Regions from separate parts of the Homo sapiens genome. Here region 2 is linked to region 1. A link is a loop called in an ENCODE intact Hi-C map of the cell type or tissue named here. Cell type or tissue: heart left ventricle. All regions are shown on one strand. Links, peaks and the distances in the headings refer to the core of each region. The heading gives the core; the rest is flanking DNA.

Region 1 (7,726 bases), core at 1,277-5,276:
GGGCCTGTTGTTTGGGAAACAGATTCCGTGTTCTTCAGGAGGGCCCTCTGGGATGGTGGGAAATTTGGAGGGTGTGGGAGATGGAAAGACACAAACCTGTGGTTCATTTGAAAAGAAAAAAAAAAATGAGGACGAACTGGCTTTAGGCAGAGTCAGCAAATGAGATGAGGGCAAGCCCCCTGGAGTCTCTAACTCCACTGATCCCCAACTCCTACCTTGGAGCCAAAGCTCAGCCTGCAAAAGTCCCTGGGACCAGGGCAAAGAGGCAGGCACCTGCCCTGGGCTCCTATCAGAGGCATTGCAGCATTCAGGGGTTTGGGGCTTCTGTCCAGTGGTGCCAGAGTTAACCCCTCAGCCATGAATAACTGCTGGCCCAACACCTGTCCTGTGTCATCTCTTTGACCTCTGATGTGTCCTCAGAGTGAAGCTGGGGAGGCCCTGGCCTTAGCTGATCTCCCCACAGCCCGGTGCAGGCGGACCAAGATTGTCAACACAGGGAGGTTTTGCCGGAGTGAGCACAAAGTGAATTTCTGCAGGCCCTTGAGTGTGCTGGGGGATGGGGACACAAGTAGCCATCAAGCTGACATCTCTTCCTCAGATGGAGAAGAGACCCAGGGGAAGGGAGGGGCCTCCAGTCACACTGCACGGGGCTCTACGTATTATATAAAGTGAATGCCACTGCCCGGAAGTGTGCAAGCAGGTGGCAGTAAAGCCAGATTCAGGAGAGTTGGGGAGGGCACTTGGAGAGGAGAGATCAGGAGGGGCTCAGACTGGGACACCACAGGGGACCATGGGGCCTGGCCCCAGATATCCAGGACTAGGGATGAGGTAGGATGGGGGATTGTCTATGAGGGGAACTCATCAGCCCCCAATTTCATCCACTCTGCATCCTCCCAAGGGGCAGGCCTGGGCTGAGGTTTGTACCAGGAGGTAGACAATTCTGCTCTTTGGGATTGCCACAATCCACTGAGAAGTGAGGACAGGCCTGAAACATTTGCTAGACAGAGGCATAGCAGAGGCCCAGTGGAAATGCAGCCACTCTTCAGTTTCCCCACCCTGCCCCCACATCGGGGTTGAGGGTTGTTGTTGTTGAATGCAGAAAAATATAACAATGTGTATAAAGGTGCAGTATGAGTCACTTCACGGAATGTCTAGGCCCCTTTGCTGGCAGCAAACAAGCTTTCCAGCCCTCTTTTGAGGAAGCCATCCAACTCGGCGGCTGCTGCTGGTTTGTGTGTGTGAGGGTGTATGAGTGTGCATGTGGGTCTGTGTGCAACATGGCTCTCTGGGCCTTGCCTGCCTATGTGCGTGTCTGTGTGGGTCTCACAGATGTGAGTGAGGGCATAACTGTGTTCGGGGTGTGCATGTGTGTGCATATGCCTGTGTGTGTGTGGGCTCAAGTCTTGGATGTCGGGTCCCCTCGTGCATGCATGTGTGTTCGTGGAGGGCATGTGCACATGTCTGTCTGCAAAGCAGTATGGTATGTGAGCCTGTGCGTCTCAGGATGTCTACGTGTACATTTTTTCCTCGTCGCTGCCAAATTATCTTCCCATCTCTCCCCTCACGAAGAGAAGGGCTGACCGAGGGGAGCTAGCAGTCCAAGACGGAGGTGGCCAGGGACGGGAGAGGGGCTGGAGGGAAACCAAAGCAATTCCACTCTTCGGAGGAATGTGTCAGCCAAGGATGAAACTGAAACCGAGACAGCAGCTCAAAGGCACCAGACCCTGGGATCGTCCAGGGGCTTCGGTTCCTCCCACTCCCCCACCCCCTCCAGCCAGCTGTGGAGATTAGTCAGCCCAAAATTCCCATCTCTGCAGCCTTAACTTGGGGTTGAGTTTGTGATGCTGAGTTAGAACTTGGACCCGTGGTTAGCACGTGACCCCATTAGCTCCCATTATCACATTAACACAAATTAGTTTATCAGATCCTCTCCTGGTCACCTAGGGGGGCTTGGGGAAGAGCTCACCGCTCAGGTCCTGCTCTGGGAGAAGAAGCCAGCGCCGTGGCATCAGGAGAGGGCAGAGGCTGAGACTGCAGGTCAGATTGGGGACAGAAAGAGGGGGCAGGGGGACGTCAAGCTTTGCTGATCTGATCTTTCTCCTCGATGGTGCTCTGGGAGGAGACACCTTGGGGAGGGGTCTGGTAGAAAGGAGGGGGCTTCCAGGAATAGCTGGGCACCGCCCTGTAGGAAAAAGGCCCGGGCTCTGAGGTCTGGGCGGGAGACAGGCGGTATTTCTCCTGGCACACAGTGAGACCTGGGAACGTTTAGGATCCTTTGGATTCCCCCCGCCCCTTCCCTTTCTTTATGGGAAGTCTTTAGATGACTTTCTCAGATGGTTTTGCACACCCTGAAAGCAGGAGAACTGGATGGACTGAGAGGGGAGGAGAGGCACCCAGAATGCTAACACGGGGTGCAGCTTTTATTTCTTGGCACAGAAAAGAGGGACACACTCTGCCCATAGATTTTATATGTCAAGTTGTATCACAGAAGTGGCCACTCTAGCTTCTGGAAAGGGCGAGGTTGGAGCCCTCAACAACTTTTCCCCACAGGTTCTGGCCACAAGGTTATTTTTGTGCCTTGATATTCTCAATATGTTAACTAAACAGCCACCTCATAACCACCAAGCACCACGAGGATGTCCAAGGCAGCATCATGGCTTCTAGAGCTCAGGGCCTGCAAGGAGTTAGGACACGAAGTTCTATCTATGAAGACAGAGGTTGCAAGTTTGAGCCCCAGATAAGCCCTTAGTTTTTTGTTTTGTTTTTTTGTTTTTTGTTTTTTTTTCTTTTTTCCTTATATAGCTGCAGAAGACCGGATTGACAAGCACGGACCACCTAACTGTCCCTCTAGATCCGGACTTAAGCAGAGCCTCTACCTCTCATGTCGGCCGAGCCGAGTCTCAGGCTGCGCCCCAGCCTTGGCCACAGTCTGCATCCCCTGTGCTGGAGATGCGTTCTAAGTCTCATGGGAGCCAGGCTAGAGAGTGGCTGTTCAGGGAAACCCACCCCCAACGCCCCAGACACGACTCAAAGTTTCCATTCTACTGCCTGCGGGTCAAGAGCGCCATCCCCAGAGAGCAAAGACCGCCCGAAACTGCAATTCCTTTGCTGAAGTTAGGAGCCGCCCGGGGCTCTGTGGGGCCTGCGAGGTGGCTCGAGGGACTTTGCAGAAGCGCGCAGGAACCAGCCCCCGACCTGGGGCGCTCGGCCGCGGGGCTGATCTCCGTACTCTCCCGCCAGTGGGGTGGGAGCGCGTCCTTCTCTCGAGTTCGGGGACGGCCTGAGAAGCAGCGGGGGCTGGTGGCCTTTTTCTCGCTACCCCCTTTCTAGGCTCGCGCGCCTTCCAAGCCCGGATCCTGGTGGGGCTGAGCGTGCCCACCCGCCCAGCAGTGCGCCCGGGCGCCTCTGCAGCGCCACCTGCACGCGGAACGCGGCGGCGGCGGCGGGAACTGTCGTCCAAGGAGGAGCAGCAGGAGGAGGAGATATCGGCTCCTCTGCCCCCAGCTTTCCTCGCTGGCACGCGGCCTCCCTTCGCCGCCTCAGCCCCAAGCGGCCTGACCAGCCCAGCCCCAAGCCTTGTCCCGCGCCCTGCCCGGCGCAGGCAGCCAGCGCCCCGAGCTTCCACTCCTGCTGCTGCGCTCTGAGCGGCCTCCTGCCCTGGGCGCCTCTTCTGGGGAAGCAGTGAAGTCACACTGGGCCGGATCCGCTGACTCATGAGAATGAGACTCTTCCCCGGTCCCCGGCACACCCTTTGAAACTTCCCCTCAATCCTTTCTTTTTTTTCTTTTCTTTTCTTTTTTTTTTTTTTTTTGGCGGAGTCTCGCTCTTTCGCTCAGGCTGCAGTGGCGCGATCTTGGCTCACTGTAACCTCCGCACCCCACCCCCGGGTTCAAGCGATTCTCCTGCCTCAGCCTCCGGAGTAGCTCGAATTACAGGCGCCCACCACCACGCCCAGCTAACTTTTGCATTTTTAGTAGAGACAGGGTTTCACCACGTTGGCCAGGCTGGTCGCGAACTCCTGACCTCAGGTGATCCGCCCGCCTCAGCCTCCCAAAGTGCTGGAATCCTTTCTTTCTGCTCCCGCCTCCCCTCTTCCTCCCGTCCCGACAGGCGAACTGGAGCGGCTCTGGGCTCCCCGGGAAGGATTCGGTGGGGCAGCTGGGAGGGCGGTGGCGCGTGGGAGTCCCCGTGGAGATCTCCGCGCCCCTGTTCCAACCTGGCCACCTGTGCTGTTCTAGGGGTGCACAGGGAATGCCCAGGAGGGAATTGCATGTTTGCAAGATTGGGCAAAGCTCTCACTAAGGTATCCTTTTGTAATTAGCCACTGCATTCAGGGAGTGCCTGCCCAAGGGAAGGGGTCTGGGGATCCCCTTCCCTCTTCAGAACCTTGGGACTGCCTGAGGAGTTCACCTGGAAGCTGGTGGCTCTTCTTTAGAACCACCTGTTCCAATGAACAAGTGAGAACATGGGCTTGCTTCAGGCGGGATTTGGAACAGCTTCTGCCACTGAAGGGACAAGTGTGGAGTGTTCTGAGCCTTGAGCTGTTCTGGACCCCAGCAGCAAGTCGAGCCGATCATCTGAGAGGTCACTGGCCCTTTCTCCTGGAACTTGATAGTGGACCAGTTCAGGATAGGGTGGGGGTGACTTGGAGGCCCAGGAGTCCGGGTTTTCATACCACCCCCTTGTGACACTAATTTGAGGACAGTGGAAGGGATGAGAGGATTGGATTGTCTCATCACCTCTCCACTGGGGTGGGAAACCAGAATCACACCCTGGTTGCTTAGAATATTAGTTTCAACAAGGTGCCTAAGGGCCTCAGGCCCAGGCCAGGGAAGGCTTCAAGCTAGAGGAGCCCTGCTGGCCTCTGAAACACCTAAAGCTCCCCTTTCCTTCCAGAGGGGCATAGTCCGTAAGCATCCTTTCCCACCTAGCAAATCATGGTACTGGATTGGCATTGTTTGCCTGTATGCACTTTCCTTTTGTCTGTATGATAAGAGCCAAAGCTGGGTGTTGAAGTTTGCAAGCTTCCTGACTTGCTTGTCACTGCACTTCAGGGCACGGCTCTGCCAAGGCCATGGTCAATATGGAAATGGCCATGGACTAGGAGCAAGGGGGGGTGGGAGGTAGAAGGGCTGGTCTCAAGGCTTGGGCTTATATAGCATGAGGGAGCTTTTCTGAGCTCCTACCTTGGTATTAGGTTGAAAGCCTGGGTTATGATGGCTGTCCACACAGCAGCTCTGTAGGGCATGTTTGTTGGGGATTGGGAGCCTGTAGGAATGTATGTGCTAGGATCATGGCTGACAACAGTCCCACTGTCAAGCCTTCCTTGGGGGAAATTCTGGATTTGAAGCCAAACTTTAGCTTAGGGGCTGAAGGATGACCTGTTTCATGGAACCCAGTTTCGAGGCTGTGAAACTCTCCATGGAGAGGAAATAAGACAATGTACAATGTACAATTTCTAGGGGTCCCAGGTCCAAATGTAACTGGGTAGGTCAAAGAAAAATAAACTATAAACAAAAGCCATAAACTAAAAACAAAAACCAGCAAAACCTGTACATCTAGTAGAGCCAAAGGGACAGCAGAGGCATGGGGAGATGGCTGCCAAGGGCTTTGGGTTCCATTGGCAGCCTCTCTAGACCTTAGAGGTAAACAGCAACTGAGAGATGGAGAGATGAAGAAAGTCCCATGCAAACACTGAAAGACTGTTGCAGACAAAGGAGGTCAGGGCTGAAGGTGAGAGATGACCTAGTCTGTTCTCTCATTTTACAGATGAGGAAGCAGAGAGCTCAGAAACTAGTTGCCCAAAGCCATCCAGGCAGTGAGCGGCAGCACTGCGGCTGAAATCTGGAAGAGTGTTCTTTTCACTGTGCTCCTCTGCTTTGGGAGAAAACACACGAGCAGGGAGCAGCCCCTGGAACCCAAAGAGGAAACACAGGGAAAAGGGAAACAAGGGGTGGCCAGGCACGGTGGCTCACGCCTGTAATCCCAACACTGTGGGAGGCCGAGATGGATCACTGAGGTCAGGAGTTCAAGACCAGCCTGGCCAACATGGCAAAATCCCATCTCTATTAAGAATACAAAAAAAATTAGCATGGCGGCATGGTGGTGGGCACCTGTAATCTCAGCTATTCGGGAGGCTGAGGCAGGAGAATCGCTTGAACCCGGGAGGTGGAGGTTGCAGTGAGCTGAGATCACACCACTCACTACACTCCAGCCTGGGTGACAGAGGGAGACTCTGTCTCAAAAAAAAAAAAAAAAAAAAAAAAAAGGAAAACAAGAGGGGAAGACTGCAGAGATTCTGAGACGAGGAGGGAGAATGAAAGATCTGAGGAAGAGTGAAGAGGAAGATGTGTAATCTCTGGGTGAAAGGAATGTCAGCACCATCCTCTATGAAGCAGAGCACTCTCCATATTCTTTCCAAAGTGATGACAGAGAAGACACAACCATAAAACGGGGGAACTATGATTTGGTAGGTGAAGGAAAAGCCTAGAATAGGCTGGGCACAGTGGCTCATGCCAGTAATCCCAGCACTATGGGAGGCTGAGGTGGGAGGATCGCTTGAACCCAGGAGTTTGGGAACAGCCTAGGCAACAAAGTGAGACCCCATCTCTATTTTTAAAAATGCCTAGAATAGATAGAAGCAGAACAGTAAAGCAACTGGAGAAGCAATGAAGTTCCAATCGGAACTCACTTATCATACTCCCAGCAGTTAGGTGACACTGATAATCCCTGTTGACTTGTCTGTGGCCACCACTCGGTTATAAAGCCATTGAAGGAAGACAGGGACAATATATTACTCATCTTCCTATCTCCAGAGCCTAGTACAGTACTATGGCATACATTAGTTGCTCAGAAAATGTTAAAGAAATGAATACATTTATTTGTATATTATTTATAAATTCAATACCTATGCTAGATACTCCCTGAGAAGCATCTCTGTGTTGTACTGCAAATGCCAAGACATCCTAGGTGAGAACCTGCCTGGGAAGCCAGGTACCTCTGTCCCCCAACACAAGACACAACTCCTGGGCTTTCCCCAACCGAAACACAGACCTTGGAGGCTCCACCAGGACTAGGTAAGGTCTTCAGAAAGACACAGGACTAGGTGAAATTCACTGGGGTCTCTGCCTGATAGTGGTCCTCCAGAGGATATTTTGGCTATTTGTGTCCAAATTGTCAACCCCTTCTGGTCAAAGACCACCAGGAACACGGTCAAACAAGTTAGGTTTATTGCTCACTGCAGCAAGAAAGAAGGCGCCCCATGGGGGAACTATGCCATGCTTCAGGAAGAGGGCGCTAGAAAAGACTTAGAGGATTCAGGTTGGGTCAGGGGATTTGGAGGAAGGTTTAAGGAAGTCAGGCTTTGTTCTGGACTGGATGCTGGTGATTCTGTGATTGGATTGGGTATCTTATCAACTCAATCTTATCCAAGAGGAAGGCAGACAAGAGCGAGGCTGAAGCCACAATTGGTAAGGAAGCAGCAGCTACTCAGAAAAACCAGGATGGGGGTGGGGGTTGTTCGGTCATTTTCAAGGTTCAGGCAATCTTCATGTTTTTGTCTGTGTTCACATGATTATGGAGCGGTCTTGTTTTTGTCTCAATCCACCATGGTCACAGAGTAGCCTTGTATAATGCTGATGCCCTATGAATGTATGTTCAGCAGAACACCCAGATCTAGCTGTGAGTGCCAGGCCAGTTGGTAGCAACACCAAGTCCTGGCCGACAG
Region 2 (7,108 bases), core at 3,109-7,108, 380 kb before region 1:
TGATAGTCAGTGAGTTCTCAAGTGATCAGGTTGTTTAAAAGTGTGTGGCATCTCCTTCTCCACTCTCTCTGTTGCTCCTGCTCCTGCCATGTGAGATGCCTATTCCCTCTTTGCCTTCTGCCATGATTGTAAGTTTCCTGAGGCCCTCCCAGAAGCAGATGCCAGCACTATGCTTTCCTGTACAGCCCACAGAACTGTAAGCCAATCAAACCTCTTTTCACTATAAATTATTCAGTCTCAGGTATTTCTTTATAGCAATCCAAGATTGGCCTAATACAGAAAATTGATGCCAAAGAAGTGCAGCATTGCTATAAAGATACCTGAAAATCTGGAAGGGGCTTTGGAACTGGGTAATGGGCAGAAGTTAGAAGAGTTTGGAGGCCTCCAAAAAAAGATAGGAAGATGAGGGAAAGTTTGGAACTTCTTAGACACTAGTTAAATGGTTGTGACCCAAATGCTGTTTGTGATGTAGACGGTGAAGTCCAGGCTGCTGAGGTCTCAGATGGAAATGAGGAACTTATTGGGAACTGGAACAAAGGTCACCTGTATTATACCTTAGCAAAGAACTTGGCTGTATCACATCCATGACCTAGGGATCTGTGGAGTTTTGAACTTCAGATTGATGATTTAGGGTATCTGGTGGAAGAAATTTCTAAGCAGCAAAACATTCAAGAGGTACTAGGCTGATTCTAACAATCTATGCTCAGGTGTGGGAGTAAAGGAATGACTTAATGTTGGAATTTTTATTTAAATGGGAAGCAGAGTGTAAAAGTTTGGAAAATTTGCACCCTCACTATGTGATAGAAAAGAAAAGCCCAATTTCAGGGGATGAATTCAAGCAGACTGTGGGGTAACCACTTGCTAGAGATATTTGCATAACTAAAAAAGACATTTCAGAGATCTAAGAGGCAGCCCCTCCCATCACAGGCTCTGAGGCCAAGGTGGTTTCATGGTCCAGGCCTAGGGCCCTGCTGCCCTGAGCAGCCTCTGGACACTGCTTCTCGCATCCTGGCCACTCCAGCTCCAGCCTTGGCTGAAAGGTCCCCAGATACAGCTCAGGTTGCTGCTTCAGAAAGTGTAAGCTGTACGCCTTGGCAGCTTCTGTCTGGCATTAAGCCTGTAGGTGTGCAAAGTGCAAGAGTGAAGGAGGCTTGGCAGCCTCTGCCTAGATTTCAGAAGATGTATAGGAAATCTGGGTGCCCAGGCAGAGCCTGCTACAGGGGCAGAGCCCTCATGGAAAACCTCTGCTAGGACAGTGCAGAGGGGAAACGTGGGGTTGGAGCCCCCATGTACAGTCTCCACTGAGGGCACTGCCTAGTGGGGCTGTGGGAAGGGGGCCCCGGTCCTCCAAACCTCAGAATGGTAGATCCACCAACAGCTCGCACCCTGCACCTGGAAAAGCCACAGGCACTCAACAACTGTGAAAGCAGCTACAGGTGCCGAACCCAGAAAAGCTACAGGGGCAGAGCTGCCCAAGGCCTTGGGAGCCCACCCCTTGTGTCAGTGTGGCCTGGATGTGAGACCTGGAGTTGAAGGAGATTATTTTGGAGCTTTGACATTTAAAGACTACCCTGCTGGGTTTCAAACTTGCATGGGGCCTGTAGCCCTTTATTTTGCCCAATTTCTCCCTTTTGGAATGAAAATGTTTACTCAATGCCTATCCCCCCCATAGCATCTTGGAAGTAAATAACTTGTTTTTTATTTTACAGGCTCATAGGTTGAAGGAACTCATTTCCAGATGAGACTTTGGACTTTGGAGTTAATGCTGAAATGAGTTAAGACTTTGGGGGACTATTGAGAAGAGAGGACTATATTTTGCAATGTGAAAAGGACATGACATTTGAGGGACCAAGGTGGAATGACGTGCCCCTGCCAAATCTCATGTTGAATTGTAATCCTCAGTGTTGGAATTGGGGTCTGGGGGGGGATGTTTGAGTCATGGGGGTGGATCTCTCATGGTTTGGTGCTGTCTTTGCATTATCAAGTGAGTTCTCACAAGATCTGGTTGTTAGCCTGACCAACATGGTGAAACCCTATCTCAACTAAAAATACAAAAATTAGCGGGGCATGGTGGCATGCGCCTATAATCCCAGCTACTCAGGAGGCTGAGGCAGGAGAATCGCTTGAACCAGGGAGGCAGAGGTTGCAGTGAGCCAAGATCACGCCATTGCACTCCAGCTTGGGTGACAGAGCGAAACTCCGTCTCAAAAAAAAAAAAAAAGTGTATAGCACCTTCCCTTCACTCTCTCTCTTGCTCCCAGTCCTGCCATATGAGATGCCTGTTCCCTCTTTGCCTTCTTCCATGATTGTAAGCTTCCTAAGGCCTCCCCAAAAGCAGATGCCAGCACTATGCTTCCTGTACAGCCTGAAGAACTGTGAACCAATTAAACCTCTTTTCTTTATAAATTACCCAATCTCAAGTATTTCTTTATAGCAATGCAAAATGGTCTAACACAATCACCAACAGATTTCACAAGAAGAAGGAGGAGCCATGGGCAGCTGTGAGCTGCTGAAAAGGAGCTGACCACTGGATCCACCAACCACAGCGAAGGACGTCCAACCCTCGCCCTGAGGACAGAAACTCCCTTCTCTGATGCCTGGCTGTCTGGGTGAGGTCTTGGGCCTCATAGCACCAAAGATCAAATGCCATGAAATGAGCTCTTTCCCCCTGCTGTGTGACCACACCCTACACACACACACACACACACACACACACACACACACACACACACACAGAGGCAGGGTAGCTTTGTATCAAAGCAGGGCAGATGTGATGGATGAGGCACCCAACAGCACCACAGCAGCCTTCTGGGGCTGGAAAATTGCCCTCCATTCAGAGTATTCCTTTCGGGTTAAGGATGGGGAGGCTAGGCCACACAATGGTGGGGTTTTGCATCAACTCCACAAACTTGTGCTGAGCCCACTCTTTGCTGGGCTCTGTCCTGGATAGGACCTGTTCCAGGTCTAAACATTTATAAAAAGCAAGCTCCTGCCCTTGGGGATGGGTGACCTACGACAGAAGAGTTGTTGAGAAAGAAAAAGGTCAATGTCAGGGTTTGAAAACAGAAGCTCCCATAAAATGTTATGGGAGTCTCCAAGATGAATTTGAGGTGATGAGGGCTTGGTAGACAAGATGAATTTTGAGCTGGACTTTGATGGATGGAGAGAATGTGGACAAGAAGAGATGAATAATGTTAGAGAGGAAGACCTTGGCCACTAAGCTGAAGAGATTGAATTCTGCCCTGAGGGCAGTGGGAGCCATGGAGGATCTTCAGATTGGGGTGACTGTGAGGTCCAAGGGACAGAGCATGGGCTTTTAAGTTCCCCAGACCCAGGTTTGAGTCCCAGCTCTGCCACAGGTCAGCTTGGACCTGGGCAAAGCCACTTTTTTTCTCCAAGCCTGTCTTCTCTTCTGCTTCTGAGAGCCCTGCCTATCTCCCAGCATGAGATGCTGGAACCTGATGGGAGGGTATAACGGGAATTCGGAAGCAGCAATCACATGCTGTGCCCACAAGGCCAAGAGTCCCCAGTCCCTCAGCCTGTGAGGTCACATGAAGAGTTAGATTGGGCATGTGCTAGCTCAAAAGCCTCCTTCCCACCTGCAGAACTGCAGAACCTCAGGTATCATTTCATGATTTCATCCTCAGTAACTTGGGACATCCCCAGGGGATGCTCTGCAGTGCTCATAGCCCCCTTGGGTCTCTGACTTTCCTATTGCCACCGGCTATTCCAGTCCATGGCGCTGTCCACCTGTGCTTCCTCAGGCTGCTTTTCACATTATTGCCGCCAGTCTGCCCCTAGACTGCTGTCCTTCCCTGTGACCACCTCCTGCAATGCCATCTCTGCACCTCTACTGCCAAGATTCACTCCACCTCTCTGATTCCTGGCCTTCCTCCAGGTTCTACCCTTCCCCGGGGCTCCCACAGCAAAGCTGTTTGTATCCCTGGTGCTAGAGTTCCTTGCTTGCTCGTCACTTTATATGCATTTTCTCATTCACACTCATGACATTAGTTGTTATTGTGACCTCAGCTGCGATTCAGGACACCTAGTGGTTGTCACCTGGTGGGAGAACATGTAAGTCAGGAAGGTGTATTCTGATGGAAGTCAAGGAGGCATTGGTGCCCAGAGAGGGCAGGCTCAGGTTGGAAGCCTGGGGTGGCATGAGGGTGCAAAATAAGAGGCACAGACAGGAGGTACTCTAGAGAAGATCACCTCTGATTTCAGAATTTGGCCTTTAGGCTAGCTTTGGACCAAAAAGTAAAACAAGCAGAAGTCCACTGCCTGAGTAGGCCAGAGCGAGACTCCAGTGATGCATGCATCTTCCAAACAACTTTGATGCAAAGACTCGGCCATTCAACCCTCCCCACGTTGAATCATTTCTTTCCACTTCAAGCCTGTTGCCAACTTGGGTTGAAGTCTCTCAACTGATAAGAGTAAAGACAGTGGTTTCGAGATAGGGAGATAAGGAAGGAGCTGATGAAGGCAAGTGAAGTTATCTTTGCCACCAGGGCTAAGGCTGGGACCCAGAGGTATGAAACCAGAGGGCTGAGTATTATGTGGGGACCATCCCTGGGCAGAGTCCGGAAGATGGGGGTGGAATCCCCGTTTAGTTTGTTTGCTTCGGGGGTTGGCCCTTCAGCTCAGCTGATCTTTGCTCTAACAACTGCTATTTCAGCAGTGCTGGATGCCAGGGAGAGAAAGAACAAAGTACAGATGAGACTGGCTTTATTTAGTTCTAGTATGTGAATTAACAAACATTTGTAGAACATTTACTCTTGTCTCTGCGAGGCATGTTCTGAGAGCATCACCAACATTAGCCCATTGAATCCTCATAACAACCCTAAGAAGCTAGTACTATTATTATGCCAACTCACAGGTGAGGACACTGGGGACTCAGGGAGATAAAGTCACTTGCCCAAGATCACACAGCTAGTGGGTGCCAGAGCTGGGATTGAAACTCAGGCTGATTGGCTCCCAAGTCAGTGTTTCAAGGCTCAGTTCACTGACAGAAAGACAGGACCATGTTTGTCCTCAAAGGCTATCTTCAGGGGTCTTCCCCTGCAAAATCCCATCAGCTCTACCTGCTTGCTTGCCCTTCAGGATGGCTACTGCAGCAAACAGAGGAGGCAGGAGTCTTTGAGGGGGCATTTTCCAGTGCTCTGGTCTCTGGGAATAATTTCATTACCAGTCCTGGAAGGGGTGGGAGAGAGGAGCCTGGGGAAAAGGCTGCGGGAGCTTCAGCAGTTATTGAATGACAGCATTCTCATGTTCTCCTTGTCCCTGGTCTGTCCTCTGAGGCTGTGGGCTCCTGCCCTCTGCTTTTATTCCTGAGAATGAAGTTCACTGGGCCACCTCACTCATTTTGACTCTGCCCCTTCAGAGACTCCCATGAAGGTCCGTTTTCCCTCTTCAAAATGGCCTATTTTGTCATTCTTGAATGGATGGTTGAAAGTTGCTTTACACTTGATGTGGACATAAGCAGACTGTAAATCCATTAAAAATAGAAACAAAAGGAATGGTGGCCAGGCATGGTGACACGCACCTGTGGTCTCAGCTACTCAGAAGGCTGAGGCTGGAGAATCACTTGAGCCCGGGAGGCTGAGGTTGCAGTGAACCGAGAACATGCCACTGCACTCCACCCTGGGCAACAGAATAAGACCCTGTTTCAAAAATAAAAATAGAAACAAAAGGAATGGGCAGTTTGCCTCTGGGGCCCTCCAGGCTAGGTGAGCATCCATCCCCATTGGGTCTGTTTGTCTCTCTAAAGCATTCCTCTCTGGGAAATCACCTTCCTCGAACCCAAAGAGCAAGGGTTCTGTAGAGCATTTACTAGGAGCTGCCTTGAAGCTGCCCTCTGATTCAGCTGGGCGTGAAGACAAGGCAGGCCTCAGCTTCTCCATTTCCCTCATTGGGAGTTGTGTTGTTTACGAGTGACTCACACTTCAGGGTAACCAAATCCCTGTTCTAGAAGCTACAGCAGAAACAGCATTTCCAGTTCACCAAATTAGTCTTCTCAGAGCGCCCAAACTCCCCTTTCTGTGTCTTCTTCCCTATTCAGTGGCATCCCCCAAACCCTCCAGATAGGGGCATCTTTGGGCTTTCATTTCCTCCCAGGTGTGAGTGGCTCTAACAGCCTCGGTTCCCCAGAGTGCAGGTTCAGAAAATGCAGGGGAATGGGACTCCCCAGATCCCAAGGGAAGAGCTGGCATCACTTCTTCAGAGTGGGCACTCCTGGGGGGACTCATCCCAGCTCAAGAAAGTAACTCTCCAGTCACAACCAACTTTCCCAAGGGGTACAGTGGGACTTGCCAAGCACTACAAGAAGAGAGGACACTGGCTTTTCCAGTCAGCTTGGAGGAAGAGAGGGAGGAAAAAAGGAGGGGGAGGAAGAGCAAAAAGGAGGAGGAGGAGGAAATGGACAAGGAGGAAAAAAAAAAAAAGGAGGAGGATGAGGAGGGAAAAGGAGGAAGAAGAAGAGGAAGTGGAGGAGCCCAGAAAAGGAGGGGAAGGAGGAAAAAGGAGGAGGAGAAGGAAAACGAGGAGGAAGAAGAGGTGGGGAGGAAAAGGAGCAGCAGCAGGAGGCAAATCTCCATCCCCACAGCAAAAGCAGTGCTGGAGCCAGAGCCCAGAGTGTGGGAGCTAATGGGAATCAGCTTGCTGGAGGGAAGGGGACCGAATTAAGGAATGGCTGGGGCTCTGCCGCTGAGAGGGGGCTGGGAAAAGCAGGCTGATTGAGACCAGCTGTTGTGCCTCTGTCTCTGAGATCTTTGGACTCTGCCCAGGATAGCCTCACACCCTATCCTACACGACTAGGAACTTGCACAGTCCGCCTCGGGCAGCCCAAAGCTCCTCTGCCCACCCTGGCTCCCAGAGCCCTCCAAAACAAAAGACCAGAGAAGCACTCTCCACCCAGCAGCCAGACGCCTCCTTCTTGACGCCAGCCCCCACCCTCTGTCTGCTCGAGCCCAGGAAAGGCCTGAAGGAAGAGGCCGGGGAAAGAGCCCTCCCTCTCTCCCTTGTCCCTCCATCCACCCAGCGCCGGCATCTGGAGACCCTATGGCCCGGGCTCACTGGGGCTGCTGCCCCTGGCTGGTCCTCCTCTGTGGTA

Evidence for each region. A loop is a pair of places that touch in the nucleus more often than their neighbours do. Peaks named below come from ENCODE experiments on the same cell type or tissue, not always from the same donor. Only the 100,000 strongest peaks of a DNase experiment are listed, where the experiment ranks them.
Region 2: a loop joins it to region 1, with 5 times the contacts of the local background. A loop is called at or near these places in 1 of 110 quality-filtered maps.

What each region holds. Positions count from the first base shown.
Region 1 is chrX:130,117,459-130,125,184 of GRCh38, forward strand. It overlaps a transcript of RAB33A not described here. Among named protein-coding and RNA genes, the nearest start is that of ELF4, 11 kb to the left of the region's middle. RefSeq lists an enhancer at 3,199-3,298 and silencers at 3,449-3,588, 3,578-3,787. In heart left ventricle, for the core only: CTCF peaks have their summits at 3,430 and 3,648; a DNase peak (open chromatin) is centred at 3,543; H3K4me3 peaks cover 1,222 bases; H3K27ac peaks cover 1,277 bases.
Region 2 is chrX:129,732,158-129,739,265 of GRCh38, forward strand. It overlaps XPNPEP2 (X-prolyl aminopeptidase 2), which reads left to right and starts at 6,822. Exons shown (of 21, transcript NM_003399.6): 1 at 6,822-7,105. The coding sequence starts at 7,057. RefSeq lists an enhancer at 6,052-6,101. In heart left ventricle, for the core only: no CTCF peak of the experiment used is centred there; no DNase peak of the experiment used is centred there.